Regions from separate parts of the Mus musculus genome. Here region 2 is linked to region 1. Evidence: chromatin loops called from intact Hi-C (ENCODE). Cell type or tissue: gastrocnemius. All regions are shown on one strand. Links, peaks and the distances in the headings refer to the core of each region. The heading gives the core; the rest is flanking DNA.

What was found. Peaks named below come from ENCODE experiments on the same cell type or tissue, not always from the same donor. Only the 100,000 strongest peaks of a DNase experiment are listed, where the experiment ranks them.
Region 2: it touches region 1 in a loop (4-fold over the local background); 29 of 42 quality-filtered maps call a loop at or near these places.

Annotation. Positions count from the first base shown.
Region 1 is chr5:102,415,217-102,423,483 of GRCm38, reverse strand. It overlaps a transcript of Arhgap24 not described here and the pseudogene Gm6622. Among named protein-coding and RNA genes, the nearest start is that of Arhgap24, 62 kb to the left of the region's middle. In gastrocnemius, for the core only: a CTCF peak has its summit at 4,209 (motif pointing left); no DNase peak of the experiment used is centred there.
Region 2 is chr5:102,683,740-102,692,006 of GRCm38, reverse strand. All of the region lies in intron 3 of Arhgap24 (Rho GTPase activating protein 24), which reads right to left. Among named protein-coding and RNA genes, the nearest start is that of Gm30396, 57 kb to the right of the region's middle. In gastrocnemius, for the core only: no CTCF peak of the experiment used is centred there; a DNase peak (open chromatin) is centred at 4,174; H3K27ac peaks cover 572 bases.

The DNA of each region.
Region 1 (8,267 bases), core at 1,366-6,365:
AAAAATACAGGGACGTTAAAGTTCCTGATTCCCGGGGCTCTCAGGTAGAGAGAGAAGATGAAAAATGTGTAACACACCACGTTTTCAAGGTGGAAAAATACTCTATCTGAAACTGTAGTCGTGAATACATGTTACTATACATTTGTCAAAAACAGACCAACCAAAACTATGGGCTCAACAAAAAATGTATTAATGCTGGCTCAGTGGTGCTAATGACTGTGCCTCTCCAATTCGAGATGTTAATAATGGGGAAGTTGGGTGTCAGGGAATAGGCTTATAGGAATTGTCTGTTCTATTTAGTCAATTTTGCCTTCTTTCTCCACCTCTGAGTTTTGCTGCCGCCTCCCCTTTCTTGTTCTTCTTTGGAACATAGTTTCACCCTGTAGTACTAGCTGATCTAGAAATTGAATTGTTTCTCCCTCTGCTTCTGAAGTGCTGGGATGGCAGGGCTGTGTGCCACCACATCTTGTTGAACTATTCTATGAGCTGACCAGTTCTCAAAATAGAATTTTCACAGTAAAACCTGTCTCTACCATGATTGAAGCAAAGTTCCAGCGTTCTGTTGCTATGTTGCCAGTAACACCCTTTTCATGCTACATTGTTACGAGCCTCTTGAAGACTAGGCCGGTGACTGAGAATGGCACTGATGGGCTCATAGTTTTAAATGCTTTGCTGCCAGTGGCTTGGAACTGCTTGATAAGGATTAGGAGGTGTGGTTTTGGTGGAGGAAGCGTGTCACTGAGTGTGGGCTACGGGGTTTCAAAAGCCATCATGCTCAGTCTCGCTCTATACATCCTGCCTGTGAATCATGTACTGCTCCAGTGCCATGAATCTACCAATGTTCTCGAATATGATTCTTTGAAACAGTAAGCAAGCCCCTGATTAAATGCTTTCCTTTATATCTTCCATTGGTCTTCATAGTATCTCCTCACAGCAACAGAAAAGTAACCAGAATAGTATCTGGTAAAACATTGTGATTCACCTGTATCCAAACAATGTTACATGTGGGAGCACCTCTAAGCATGTGGGAGCATCTCTAAGCATGTGGGAACACCTCTAAGCATGTGGGAGCACCTCTAAGCATGTGGGAACACCTCTAAGCATGTGGGAGCACCTCTAAGCATGTGGGAGCATCTCTAAGCATGTGGGAGCATCTCTAAGCATGTGGGAACACCTCTAAGCATGTGGGAGCACCTCTAAGCATGTGGGAGCATCTCTAAGCATCTGCAAATCTCAAATAGATGAGCAAGCATTGTGCTATGGAAAAGTTGACATGCAGCCTTCAGTGATTAAATTTCAAGATGTCTTTCTTTTAAAAATCAACTGATGTTTCTCTTATATACAGAGACAACCCATGTGGCAAGTGTGATATTTCTTAGGTGACTAAAAACAAAACTCAGCTTGGCATTGCAGCTACAAAGTTTTATTCAGGAAAGAAGAAGCAAAGAAGCAATTTAAGATCCAGTCTCCTGGGCACATTCTCATTGAATCTATTCCCTTTTGCTTTCATTCACTGGTAAGACAATCTAAGTCTCTACAGCCTGGCCCTGTGGAGGATGGTGTGGCCAAGGCCTTGCTGTCTTATCTTCTTGCCCTGGTACTGGAACCTGCTTCATTTGTGTTTGCAAAACCAGAGGCCAGGCATCAGGTTGATCAGGACATACCCCATGTTCTACTCTTTCCATCTTCAAACTTCCCCTTGGACCAGCAGCACACCTACTGCCTTCTGTGGGGCAATGAGGGGCGTTTTATGCTTTCCTGTGCAATGCCTGTCTGCTCTTGTCCCTGAAATGCTCGGTGACTCTCCATTTTTACTCACACAGACCTCAGGCCCAAGACATGTGTACTGGCTCTTATCTCTGCATAGAGATCTCTTTAGAGCATCAATAGAGGCACTTTCTGTTAAAATGTTACCTCTTCAGCTTGTCAGTCATTACCACCTTTGATTTTAATGTATTTCTTTACCTCGGCTTTTTAAAAAAAATGCTTATTTCTATGAGTACACTGTGGCTGATCTCAGACACACCAGAAGAGGGCATCAGATCCCATTACAGATGGTTGTGAACCACCATGTAGTTGCTGGGAATTGAACTCAGGACCTCTGGAAAAGCAGTCAGTGCTCTTAACCTCTAAGCCATCTCTCCAGCCCCACCTTGGCCTTTTTAAAAAACCACCCTTTTCTCTCACCGTGTCTTACTTTTCCCTTCCCTTAATTTTTCCTTTCCTTAATTTTGGTTTTGAACTCCACACAATGTACAATCACTGGGAAAAGAGTCTCAATAAGCGATTGTCTAGATCAAGCCGGTTTGTGAACATGTTTAGGGCCAGGTGTCTTGAGTGCAGCTAATTGATGTAGGAGGCCCCAGCATAAAAGAAGGCAGCACCATTTCTTGAACTTGGCCCTAGACTGCTTGTAAAGACAAGTACAAGGCCAAAGTCAGCAGATGAGTCTGAAAAGACTCAAAACCAAAACTTAGCGAATTCGTGTAAGGCAGAGAAGAAATGTGTCAGGACCCAGGGGCCATCACCAGGACCAAATGCTGTGTGTGGACAGTAAGGTTAGGTATGAAAACTCTCTCCCCGGTCCTGTAATGGGAAGTTTAGAGCAGTGGCTCTCAACCTTCCTAATGCTGTGACCCTTTAATGCAGCTCCTCATGGTGTGGTGACCCCTAACCATAAAATCATTTCTTTGCTATTTCATGAATGTAGTTTTGCTGCTGTTATGAATCAATGTAAATATCTGATATGCAGGATATCTGATATGTGACCCCTGCAGAAGGTCATTTGACCCCCAAAGATGTCACACCTCAGGTTAAGAACCAGTGGTTTCGATTACAAACCCCACAGGACATAACACACCCTGGGGAAAGAGTCTCCACGAGAGACTGTCTAGCTCAACTGGCCTAAGACTATCAAAGCAAATGTGGCAGAATTGATTCAGATGGGACAGTTTCACAGTGAGGAGCAGACAGTGACTGTGAGTAAGAGAATTTATGGTGTGGTAACTCCTGCTCACAGCCAAGGAGATGTCAGAGGCTTGAGTAGAGTGGGAAAGATTCTCTTCCTTTTTAAATAAGTGTTGCTAAGAAAGCCAGTGCCTCGTCATGCTTAATATATCAACCACTCATCCCTCTCCACCTATTTCTGAATTGGAATCAATGAAACTGATCATAAATTAAATTGCTACCCACCAGTAATCATGCCTACCTACTTCAAGGCAATAAAAATCCAATTATAACAATCATGGAAGTTCTTCAGTAAATAATCAGCAGACTACATTCACGGTTAAAAAAATAAAATAAAATAAAATAAATGACTAGGGATGTTTCTTTCTTCCAGTCAAATAGTCGGATTAAATACATGTCAGGTGATGTTTCGGAATAAGTTTTATTCAAAACAACCGGAAAGCAAGCATTTCCATTAGGAAACTGCAGAGCTGTGTACTGAGTGGTACACCTCCACTCACTCTGAGTGCCCTGCATCTCGGAATGTGCCTGCTCCTGCAGGTAGTGTTCCGACAGAGGCAGTTCAGTTAAAATGGGGGTATATCACATTAACTCACAGAAACATGAACAGTTGTGAGGCGAGGCAAGGCTTAGGAAGAAACTGAAGAACCACGTATTCATTTTAGCTTCCAACCTCTGGGCCCCAAACCACCCACTGTGGATTTGTTGTGGTGGCTAAGCAGACGGGTACATACGGGGTTTCTATTAGTCATTCAAGCAAACAACTTCAAACCTGCACCCATCCTGAGGAGTGAGCAACTGTGATTGGTGCACAGGAGCAGGAATCCTGCAGGAGACTCTGGGTGGTAAAAGGCAACAGAACTCCCTGGGACAACAACGAGACATGTGGCACTCACTTCAGGTATGAGAAGCACCAGTGAGAACCCTAAGGAACCTCAGGCACCATCATAGGATGACGACTCCAGATTGGAGGAAAGGTTTCTGCCTGGGATGCTTAAGTGTGCGGACTTATCTGTAAACAGAAATGAGCCTAGTTCCCAGAAGAGAAAAAAAAGAGGATTTAAAAGCCTGGCAAGAATAAAAGCAGTGCCCCTGCCGCACCATAACTACCCCAAACATGCATAGTTTAATCACTAAGCCAGCAGACTTGGGTCAATGCAAAGGCAGCTAAGCCATTTGGGGGGCTGATGAGGCAACATTAACCCTTGCAGAACTTGACTAACTCTATAGCCCCATCTGCTGGCAGAGGTGGGAAATAGTTAACATATTGCTCACCTTTGGCCAAAGTCCTAAGACCTATTTGGAGCTGAACCAATCAGGGATAGGAGGTTTTATGTTCATGACTAAAAGGAATATTAAAACATGTGCTGGAATGAACCAAGCATTGCATGCAACAGCAGGTAGGAATAGGCAAACTGCTTTTTAATTTATTATTTTGTGTATGTATGTGTCATGTGAGTGTGTGTGTGTGTGTGTGTGTGTGCACTCATAGATCCCCATATGTAGCCATATCTGGAGAGGTCAGAGGTAAATACCTGGGTTTTTCCATTGCTTGTCATTTCTGTTTTTTGAGACAGTGTCTTTCACTGAAACTGGAAATCACTGATTCAGCTAGACTGGCTTGTCAGCGAACCCCAAGTCTGCTCCTATCTCACCTCCCATCTCTATCTAGTTCTGGGATTACAGGTGCATCGCAGCACATCTGGTCTTGTTCCGTGGGGATTAAACTCAATCCGTCATGCTTGCAAGGTAAACACTTCTAGTAAAGCTACCCAATACCCCCAAACTGTTTCTTTTTCACAACCCAAGTAGAGATTTAAAAGTCTACTCAGTCTATCAAGATTGACAGAACTCTACTGTCCTTCCAAACATATGCCAGGTATCCTGTGACAACTGAGTGTACCATTGAAACACTCTCTGGGTGTGTGTGTGTGTGTGTGTGTGTGTGTGTGTGTGTGTGTGTGTGTGTGTGGTGTAGGAAGGAGCAGTTCAAAGAAGCTTTGTGCCTTTTTCTCTACAATTCAATATGCTGATGCGTCCACACACACACACACAAAAATCTTATTATAAACAATCAATCTGACTACAAACAATCAAGAGAAGACCCTGATGTTTACTGAAATGAGACAGAAATGGCTTTGCCATATCTCCTTATATCTATCTATTGTTCAAAGAATCAGGTAACTTATAACCCTCACTAAAACTGAACTCAGAAAAGCAAATGCTATTTGTCTATATTAAGCAACAGTCCCTTATGATAATGCTACCTAACACAGAATCCTGTCTCGGTGGCTCCAGGCAACAGATTCTCCTCTCTTCCTGCAAGAGCCTGCAGGTTGGCCAGTGTGGGTCTACAGCGTGCAGTGAGCCAAGCTCAGGGTCAGGTTTGCTTTATGTGATTCTTATCACAGAGCCAGCAGCCTCCCTGAGTCCTCTCCCATCTAGATGGCAGAAGGACAAATGAAAACACCCAGCCATGCGAGCACATCGGGAATCTCAGTTGTTCACAGAACATCTGTGAATGTCTTCTCAGCCTAGGCATGTCACAGCACCAGATCCGAATTTGGAGGGTGAGGCTGTACATGCACCCAGTCTCCTGGGAGCCCACACCAAGGCTAGATGGATAGTACCACTGCACAGCTAGTGTGCAGCAGAGCAGCTTGTCAGGAACTGGCAAGTCTTTGCAAGCACTGAGGATTAGCACTGAGCGCCCTGCCTTACTGCCAGGTTTCTAGGAACTTTGAATATATGGTTTCTACAAACACAGCTGTGTGCCTGCTAGCTGGCACATTCAGCTTTTCTAATGGGCTGCATAACTCATCAAAGGAATATGTCTAAAATCTTCGTCTTTTAGTTGACTGAACTATAATATAAAATTATTCCTTTGACTTTTATTAAGAGATTTTATTGAGCTAATAAAACTAATCATATATGTCAAGCAGACATTTATATATCACCCAGTTGCCAAACTAAGACATAACAGAATTCCTGAAACAAGCTTCGGGGCCATAACAATATGCTAGGGGAAGTAGAGGTAGTCCCATCATCATATCTAATTGAGACATTATTTAAATGATTGGAGAATTTGTAAATGTTGCTGGAAATTCAATTCTGACAGGAAGATACTGAAACATGACTTTGCTATGGGGGGGGGGGGGCGTGGGGAGAAGGGTAGGAATCACAGATACAGAAAATTCACCACAAAGAATATATGGCTTAGAACGGACAGCCAAGCCTTCTGTGTAGACACAGTGCTGCCGAAAGCCGGGCTCCACAGAGAGGTCTGTGGAACAGGGGCTTCCAAAGAGCACCAGGTCCGCCATCGACCACCGATGGCTGGAGGTTGCTGGGACAGGGTAGCACAGCCGCATGCGGCTCACTTGCCTTTGACCTGCTCTGCCTGCTCTCTGCATGATGATCTGTCATGCTTCCTACTTAACTAATGGAAAAGCGGTCTGGCACCTGGGCCAAAACTCATTTAGTTGTCAATCTCAGAGTGAAGACTCTAAGAGTAGTTCCCTACCTAGGCTCCGTGAGACCAGGATACTTTCACCAGCAAAAATAAACTGGCTGTTATGAGCGGCTGGGGGGATCTTGGGGACCCAGGACCAGGCACGCGACAATAACATCTAGGACATTCGAGACTACAGGTGAGTGGCGTGCTGGCGAGGAGGAGGCAGACTGCCCGGAGCTGCCCTGGGACGTGGTCAATGTGGTGTTCGTGGACTGCTCGGGCAAGCAGATCCCGGAGAGGGGCAGAGTCGAGGACAATGTTCTCTACCTGGCCCAGCGCCACTGGGTGGACCTGGAAAGGGCCTGCAAAGCATCCCTGGCATGTTCCACCTGCCATGTATGTGAGTGGGGCCCACCTGGATCTCCTGCCTCCTGAGGAGGTGGAGGACAACATGTTGGACATGGATCCACTGCTCCAGGAGAACTCGAGACTGGGCTGCCAGATTGTGCTGACCCCTGAGCTGGAGGGAGTCGAGGTTGCTCTTTCTCATATCACCAGGAACTTCTATGTGGACAGCCACATCCCCAAACCCCACTGACATGAGGCCACTGGACCAACCAGGCCATGGAACTGAAGAGCTAGGCTTCCTACCCCAGAGCATGACTGCCGAGGAAAGAGAAGTTGGGCCCACAGTGTAAGACCAGAAATGCCACTGGGGACAGCCAGAGTCTGAGCCCTGATGGGGATGGGTCTCCATCTTGGCTGTGTCAGTCCACCAGGGAGAATCGAACTGTAAATTAAGGATGGACTCAAACCAGAGCTGCAATAAAATGTCACACACACACACACACACACACACACACACACACACACACACACACACACACGTTTTTTAAATTGACTGAGCCCACACTCACTGTTATCCAGTTTGCAATTTTGTCTCCCACAGTTAATTCCTTAAGCAAGTCATCTTTTTTTTTTTTTTTTTTTTTTTTTCCATTTTTTATTAGGTATTTAGCTCATTTACATTTCCAATGCTATACCAAAAGTCCCCCTTACCCACCCACCCCCACTCCCCTACCCACCCACTCCCCCCCTTTGGCCCTGGCGTTCCCCTGTACCGGGGCACACAAAGTCTGCGTGTCCAATGGGCCTCTCTTTCCAGTGATGGCCGACTAGGCCATCTTTTGATACATATGCAGCTAGAGTCAAGAGCTCAGGGGTACTGGTTAGTTCATAATGTTGTTCCACCTATAGGGTTGAAGATCCCTTTAGCTCCTTGGGTACTTTCTCTAGCTCCTCCATTGGGAGCCCTGTGATCCATCCATTAGCTGACTGTGAGCATCCACTTCTGTGTTTGCTAGGCCCCGGCATAGTCTCACAAGAGACAGCTACATCTGGGTCCTTTCAGTAAAATCTTGCTAGTGTATGCAATGGTGTCAGCATTTGGAAGCTGATTATGGGGTGGATCCCTGGATATGGCAGTCTCTACATGGTCCATCCTTTCATCTCAGCTCCATACTTTGTTTCTGTAACTCCTTCCATGGGTGTTTTGTTCCCACTTCTAAGGAGGGGCATAGTGTCCACACTTCAGTCTTCATTTTTCTTGAGTTTCATGTGTTTAGGAAATTGTATCTTATATCGTGGGTATCCTAGGTTTTGGGCTAGTATCCACTTATCAGTGAGTACATATTGTGTGAGTTCCTTTGTGATTGTGTTACCTCACTCAGGATGATGCTCTCCAGGTCCATCCATTTGGCTAGGAATTTCATAAATTCATTCTTTTTAATAGCTGAGTAGTACTCCATTGTGTAGATGTACCACATTTTCTGTATCCATTCCTCTG
Region 2 (8,267 bases), core at 2,067-7,066, 270 kb before region 1:
TGATCAGATGGAAACAAGGTTTGTGAAGACTATCATTTCTGTATTTTCAAAGAAACAGACCAACAACCTGAGTGCTGTCCCAAACCAGGTCACTTCCTAACAGAGAATAGCTTACCTACTCTACAGTTCAGATAGAAGTTAGGGCACAAGATGGATAGTTTTTAAAAATAAAGTTTTATAAGGGATGAAGAAAAACAGTCAAAACAAATATCACAAGAAAAAATGCAGCTCTTGAAATTGAATGGTTCAGGAATTGATTAATGGATCTACAGGATGGTTTGAGAACTGATTAGTGGGTCTACAGGATGGCTGGATGTCTCAGGAATTTATTAGTAGATCTACAGGATGGCTGGATGGCTCAGAACTGATCAGTAGGTCTATAGGATGGATGACACATGAACTGATTAGTGAGTCTATAGGATGTGTGGATGGCTTGGGAACTGATTCGTGGGTCTAGAGGATGGATGGCTCAGGAACTGATTAGTGGGTCTACAGGATGGATGGCTCAGGAACTGATTAGTGGGCCTAGAGGATGGCTGGATGGCTCAGGAACTGATTAGTGGGTCTAGAGGATGGATGGCTCAGGAACTGATTAGTGGGTCTAGAGGATGGATGGCTCAGGAACTGATTAGTGGGCCTAAAGGATGGCTGGATGGCTCAGGAACTGATTAGTGGGTCTACAGGATGTCTGGATGGCTCAGGAACTGATTAGTGGGTCTACAGGATGGATGGCTGAATCTGAAGCATAGAAGATAGGGAGTGTGGGGCTGCATTACACAGATTAGGATCTGAATCACGAAGGGAAAATTCTTTGACAAAGTGGGTGTTCTAGGTGAGCCTGTCTATTCCTGCAAACTGGGCACCTGGTTGCTAATCCCCTCATTTGACCACTTGAGCAATATACACAGTGCAAACCCAACAGCACTTATATCACTGCTCCAGCTGCACCCTTTCAACCACCCTGGAAAATCTCCAAGACAATAGGAAGACAAAACAAGCCCACAAAACTGCCCTAGGTTTTGCTTGCAAGCCAATGTGTCCTTTGCATGTAATTGTGTCCATTTGTTGGTTTGTTGATTTTCTAAGATTCTCAGTCTCCAAGGGAAGGATCTGCATTTGGGAAAGTCAGTATCAGAGCATCAAGCCTTGAAGCTGGCTGGGCATTGGGATAAGCTGTGGAATTGATGGGAAATATCCTTCTAAACTACTCCTTCAGGATGCTGCTTCAGAGAACAGCCCAGCATGTTTTATACTTACACTGGTGTTCTGTGGCCAGCTAGATCGTTATTCAGATATTCATGGCAACAGCGGCTATGTTTTATTCACTTCTCATGGTTTCCATATCAGGTAGCATGCTAACAGGTACCAAATAAACACTTACATTTTTAAGCCTCTCTCCTTTTTCTCCCTTTACTGGACACTGAGATACTTTAGTTGATCGTGACAGCTATTTTAACCAAAATGGTACCTTATTTTAAACTCACACCCACATTTAAGTATGGTGTGGAATTAACGGTGGAAAATACTCCCTGTCTGCTGCTTTATGGTTACCTTTAAATATGATATTCTGTATCAGGTGGCAAATTCTTCTGGTGGTTATTATACTTATTAAGAAAAATATCTTCCTGAGTGAGGTAGCCCAGACACAAAAGAACACACATGATATGTACTCACTGATAAGTGGATATTAGCCCCACAGCTCAGAATACCCATGATACAATTCACAGACCATATGAAGCTTAAGAAGAAGGAAGACCACAGTGTGGATGCTTCAGTCCTACTTAGAAAGGGTAGCAAAATAATCATGGGACATAGAGGGAGGGAGGGACCTAGGAGGGAAAGAGAAGGAAGGGGGGGGGAAGGAACAAGATGAGGTATGGGAAGAGATGAAAGAGAAGTACAGAGGGTCAGGAAATTGAACAAAAATATGTAGCAGTGGGGCATGAGGAACTGGGGTAGCCACTAGAAAGTCCCAGATACCAGGAAAGCAAGAGGTTCTCAGGACCCAACAGGGGTGACATAAGCCAAAGTACCCAACAAAGGGAAGAAAGAACCTGTAGAAACCATGTCCAGTAAATAGGTAAATCCCAGTTGAGGGATGGGACTACTCAAAAATATCAACCCAGAAATTTTCCTGTCTAAAGGAGAAGCAGGGACAAAAAATGGATCAGAGACTGAAGGAAAGGCCATCCAGAGACTGCCCCACCTGGGGATTCATCCCATCTGCAGACACCAAACCCAGATACTATTAATGATGGCAAGAAGCACTTGCTGACAGGAGCCAGCATAAGGAGGTGCTAGAGCAGTGAGGCAGGAGTGGGTGAGTGGGTGGAGCACCCTCATAGAAGTAAAGGGGAGGGGGATGGGAGAAGGGGGTTGTGGCAGGGAAAGTGGGAAGGTGGACAACATTTGAAATGTAAATAAACAAAATAATGAATAAAAAGAAACATCTAAATTAAAGCTTATAGAGGTGTGCATCCACAAAGGTACTCTGAAAGGTGAGGTCATCATTAAATGGGAGAAGAGTTTTAAGTGATAGTGGGAACCCTGGAACCGCTGTAACTAGGATTCATCACGTGCAGACCTCTTGTCTTACACGTTGTTCTGATGTTCCATTCGTCAAGTATGTCAATGACACAAACAATCATGGGGTTTGCTCCTAACAACCGGGGCAAAGAGTTGTGAAAACAGCCACTCAATTAGCTATTCAGCTTCAAATAACTCATTCTTTCACAATATTAGAGTGTCACTCAACAACTAATAAGCTAACTATGTATTCTTATTGTATTTGGGTTCTAGGAGTATTATTTTTATTATTTATGTGACTTATCTTTTGTCAATTCCATTCACAGACAAGGTAAAGATATGACTGAGATTAAAATTGGAATTCTAAAAATTTCATATAGTCAGCGGGCATGAGAGTTGAAGCCAAACAAATAGCTTTTCTAAGTCACATAAGCTAGTGACTTGGCTCTCTGGGATTGAAGTATAATGCCAAATATGATTAGATTTCTTACTAGCAGAGATGTGTTCTGGTACGATGTAGTATTTTCAGCCTGGGTGGCTTTATATTGCAATTTACATTGTTGTCTGCCCTTTGTTTCAAATTGTTCCTTGATTAACCTAGATTTTAAAACCATTTATGATTGCTCAGGGACCTCTCATTTTAATTGATGTGCAGAATTCCCCAACATGCACTGGATCTCTACATAAGCAGCAGTTACTCATGACTATGGTCTCAGGCAATATCTAAATCATGGGGTTTACAACATTTTATTAATTTAGGTGTCCCATGAAGAATTTCAGAGATTTTTTTTTGCCATAACTATCTATATTTTAACAAGCTTAAGAAACGTGCTTAAAAGCCACAAAGGTGGCTATTTGTTCATAAGTGATGAAGACACAACAAAATTAAAACACTATTTCTGCCCTCCAAGCACTGTATGAGATGGTTTACAGTATACCACCCTAGAGGCACTGATCTCTTCTGAGTTCAGAGCAAAGCAGGCTTGTACCTGGTTAGTACCAGGATCAAGAAATAGATATCCAGCAAGCGGCATGGAAAGGGCTTGAAAGAACTCATTATAATGATGACATGACCAGACAACATTGCACACTCTAGGATCACACAGAGCAGGGCTAAGCCTGGTCCCAGAAATGCAGCTCGCTCATTCTTATTCCACCTCAGTGTCCACTGCTACAAGCTGAAATTAATTAAAGAATCTACCCAAATGTCATTATGAAAACTTACCTAATGCCTTGTTGCCTCTTGCAGAATTTAAGAAATTAATTCAGTTTGCATGTGTATCCATTCTTAGGTCACTATGTACCCAAGTGCCCACCAAATCCATAGATGTATATGTTTTAGTCTCTTTGCTTACATGTACAGCAATTAATCAGTTATTTGGCTAATTCGGGTTCCCTGCTCCACTCTGCCACTGAGCTGAATCAATTGTGTGCCAAACGAGTCAGTATTTCTTGTCCTTATTCCCACACTTCCCGTTCTCTTTCTCTCCTAGTTTCCAGGGTGTGTGATAAAGCAGAGACATCAACAATGCCTCAGATCAAGACACATTTATCTCCTCCAGTAGAAAGCATGTGCTTGGGCAGCTCCCAATATCTGAGAGTTGAGGACAGTGACTCGTTCTCCACCCTGATGACCAAGTCCTGCCAAAGAGCAGCAGATGGTGTCTCCCTCCCAGATGCCTCAGGTCGTATGGTAATCAGGCGAATGTTCTGGATCTTTTAGGGCAGATGGATGTATTCCAGCCATTGACTTCTCCACTTCCTCCTCAACCTTGGTAGACAAAACCACAGGCTCTTGGTCATTGTCACGTTTTCCCATAACCCTTCTCTGGTTATTGGTTATACAGAGCAGAAGATTTTTTTCATTTGGTTTTGGTCTTTGCCTTCATCATTAGATGATAGAAGGGAACTATAGTTTTATAAAACCATGTACCAAAATATCATTAGACAGAGAAGCAAAATTCTGTTACTCTCTCAACTGCTGGCCAGATTTCCACAATTCCTCTCTAAAGAAAAAAAAAATGGCCACATCCAAGTGGGAAGCACTCCTCTCTTCCCTCCACCAGGCACACAGCAGTTGATTTACTATCTACTGTTCTTGCTCATTTCCAGACCACACACATCCATGTGAATAGATCTAGCCTGGACCCATAACATCCAAAGGGCATTGTCCTAAGACAGCATATGCAATCTTACTGATAATGACCCTAACCATGCACTTTCAGGGGCCTTTTCACATGAAATGAAGGCCTGGCTTTGGGGGTGGGTCAATAGGGAGCATTTAGAACATGGAAGGCCCACAGTTTGATATCCCCACATGAACTACACAGTCAGGCTGACAGACAGATAGACAGACACACAGACATTGTGAGAGTGATGGCTAATTTTTGTTTTATTTTCTTGAGACAGGGGCCTATGTATTCTGAGCTGGCTTTAAACACACTACATGGAATAGACTGGCCTTGAGCTCCTTGTTCTCTTATTTCCTGCTAAGTGTTGGGGTTCTAAGTGTGTACCTTCACACTTAGTGGCTGGATGAAAGGTGATGCCTGGCTTTTATCCTCTATCTTTACTTACAAGTCAGTAAGACTCAGATTTTTCTCTAAGCCCCATCCCCTGCTTTCCCTAACAAAAACAATAGAAATAGTGACTATAATTGCCTCACTGTCATGGGTGGGTGTGAGCCCAATAGTTTTCCTGTTTTCCTTTTTTTAATCTTTTCTTTTCTTATGTTATCTTTTTTTTCCCCCTTGTATAAGGGAGACATGCATCTCTCTAGTGCTGAAGGGAGAAAAGCCTTCTTGTGCTTCTCTGGTTTGTGGAGTGGTTCCTGACTCTGCAACCCAACTCTGCCACCCTGCCTTTGCAACTTTATGTCTGGCAACCTAGAACAAGCTTATGTATCCTAAATATTTGTTTTTAAAATAAAGACAATACAACAGCTCTTCTAGCATCATAAAGTTAAAAGAATTTGAATATAGTAAGCAAAGAAAAGTGTCATAAAGGAGGCTATGACTATTTCTGTCTTACTCTCATAGCATCTGTACTCCTGGGATAGTGTAGAGTATTGATAAGTATCCATAAAGTACAGTTGTGCATTACGATAGTCTCTGAACAGAGAATGAAGGCATGTGCTCATGTTAGAAAGCAATGTCTTTACAAAGATGAATCTAGTACATGCCCTTCACCTGCATGATGGGAAGAGGGAAGAGAGCAATGAACATTGGTCTCCTTCCCTTGTGAGAGAGGGTATATAGATATAGATATAGATATAGATATAGATATAGATATAGATATAGATATAGTATAGAGATAGAGAGATAGAGAGATAGAGAGATAGAGAGATAGAGAGATAGATATAGAGATAGATAGATAGATAGATAGATAGATAGATAGATAGATAGATAGATGTGTGTGTACATGTGTTTATGTCCCTGGATGGATAGCCTGGAACTTGCTGTATAGACCAGGCTGGTCTTGAACACATATAGATCTGCTATAGATAGGTCTGTCTGTCTCTACATGTGCTACTGTGTCCAACAATATCTGGCTTTTTATATAGTATCAGATATAAGCCACCACACGGAACATGCTTGAACAAATTGAGTAAAAGCAATTAAACAAGTTATTAGCTTTAATATTCAAACTTCTGTACTAGAATTTTGACAAACTGCCTAATGATGATTGGAGATTGTTACTGTCCAGAGGAAGCTTTCTTAAAATGCAAGTATTTAAGTTGAGGCTCAGGTAGTGTGGTGGTTTGAATATGCTTGGCCCAGGGAGTGGCCCTATTAGTAGGTATGGAAGAAATGTGTCACTCTCAGAATGGACAATGAGACCCTCCTCCTAACCACGTGAGAGACAGTCTTCTCTTGTTTGCCTTCAGAACAAGATCTAGAACATTCAGTTCTGCCTACACCATGCCTGCCTGGATGCTGCCTTGCTTCCCCCATGATAATAATGGACTGAACCTGTAAGCCAGCCCCAATTAAATGCTGTCCTTATAAAACTTGCCTCGGTCATGGTGTCTGTTTACAGCAGTGAAATCCTGACTAAGACAGGTAATAAGGAAAATGCAGGAAACAAATCAAAATACAAAACAAACAACAATAAACACATGTCAGCGCATTATAATTATTGACATGTCATGAAATTCTTCTCTCTGAAAAATCTTGGAGCATTTGGAGTCAAAACAAGCCAGTATGGCTGGGAGACACCAATGAGGACAACAAGAGGAGGAGGGGTGGGCTCTGTGGGATGCTGGAGTTTAACATGGAGGTAGGTGTGCATGCTAAGTGTGAAGGGACAGCATTGAAGGTTATATGCAGCTAGAGACTTAGTTCAGATTCATTCAAGGTGGCCTTCCTGGAATGTTGGTAGAAAGTGCATTCCAAGAGAGTAAGTGGAAAAGTTCAGGAGAGATAGGCCACGGCTTCTGTAAGAATGAGGAGACAGGAATAGACAGAGGGCAGAGTGAAGCACTGGACAGGGGTGGGCAGTAACAGAAGCAGCACCTACTGACAGGCTGTGCTCTGAATTTTGATGTCCTTCGTTCATTATTTAATTAAAAGCACACTGATCTCTCAGCAAAGAAACTTCAGAGGAAAAAAAAATATATAAGAAGAGTGAAACTATTCAAGGCCACAGATGCTAGCAAGGTAGGAGGAGGGGAAGACAGGCTAGAGCAGAGCCAGGGAAGAAGCCCAACCGTCCTCCCAGATCCAAGCTGGACACAGGAGAGGACACGTTAAGAAAATCAGTCAACAGAAATCCAGGTGTGTCGTGGTCTCCAAACTTACTTTTCATCTTGGAGAACTTAATAGCATAGAGACTGGGCATCCATTCACCCTGGGACTAAAGTAGATGGTGGGCATTGAAAACGAAAGAATTGGGCTCTTTAAAGAGACATGCCTGGTCTTGTGCTGCCCTCAGGTGACTCTGTCAGGGGAGGAAACCTCCCAGAAGACATCTTCCCCATCTGGGGTTCATGGGTAGCGATGAATAAATAAACAAAGCATTTGTCAGTACATCTCCTATTATACATCCAAAATGAAGACATTTGATACTGTAGCATGATTGATTCTTAAAGCATTATGTTACATAAACAAAGATAATCACCAGTACCCCCTATAGCATTATGACTCCTATACAGAATCTTTAGAATGAGAAAAATTATTCAGAGAAGGGTAGATGCTTGGGGCTTGGGCAAAGTGGATAGTGGCAGCTAGTTGGTAACAATGTTTGCTTTTGGGGATGGAGGGGGTATCCTAAACTTGGTGTTGGTTATGTCTGTACTTGTCTGAAAGTACTAAAAGTCTTTTAGTTTCATTCCTTAAGTGGGCAAGTTATACTCACAGCACACATCTCAATAATGTTGATAAAACACAAAACCCAAACCTTTTCTGACATGAGTAGGAAAGTTAATTCACAATTAGTTTTAACCTTTCTGAGATTTCTATAAGACAATATACGGCTTTGTAAACAAACTATACTTTTTCAAAAATACACTAATTTTAGCAGATTTGAGTGGATATTGAGAAACCTGAGCCACCACCGCGACACTTCAACCACAGAGGTGGCGTGTGAAGTTGGTTCAGTATCTTGTTCGAGGATAACGGGTCTCCTTTCTCTTGTGTTCTGTGTGATGTAGCTTCCTTTGGTTAGGCTCTCAAAGTGATTTTTCCCTTAAATGTTTCCATCATTTTTTGTGCATTTATTTGTGGAACATTAAAAAACTCCTG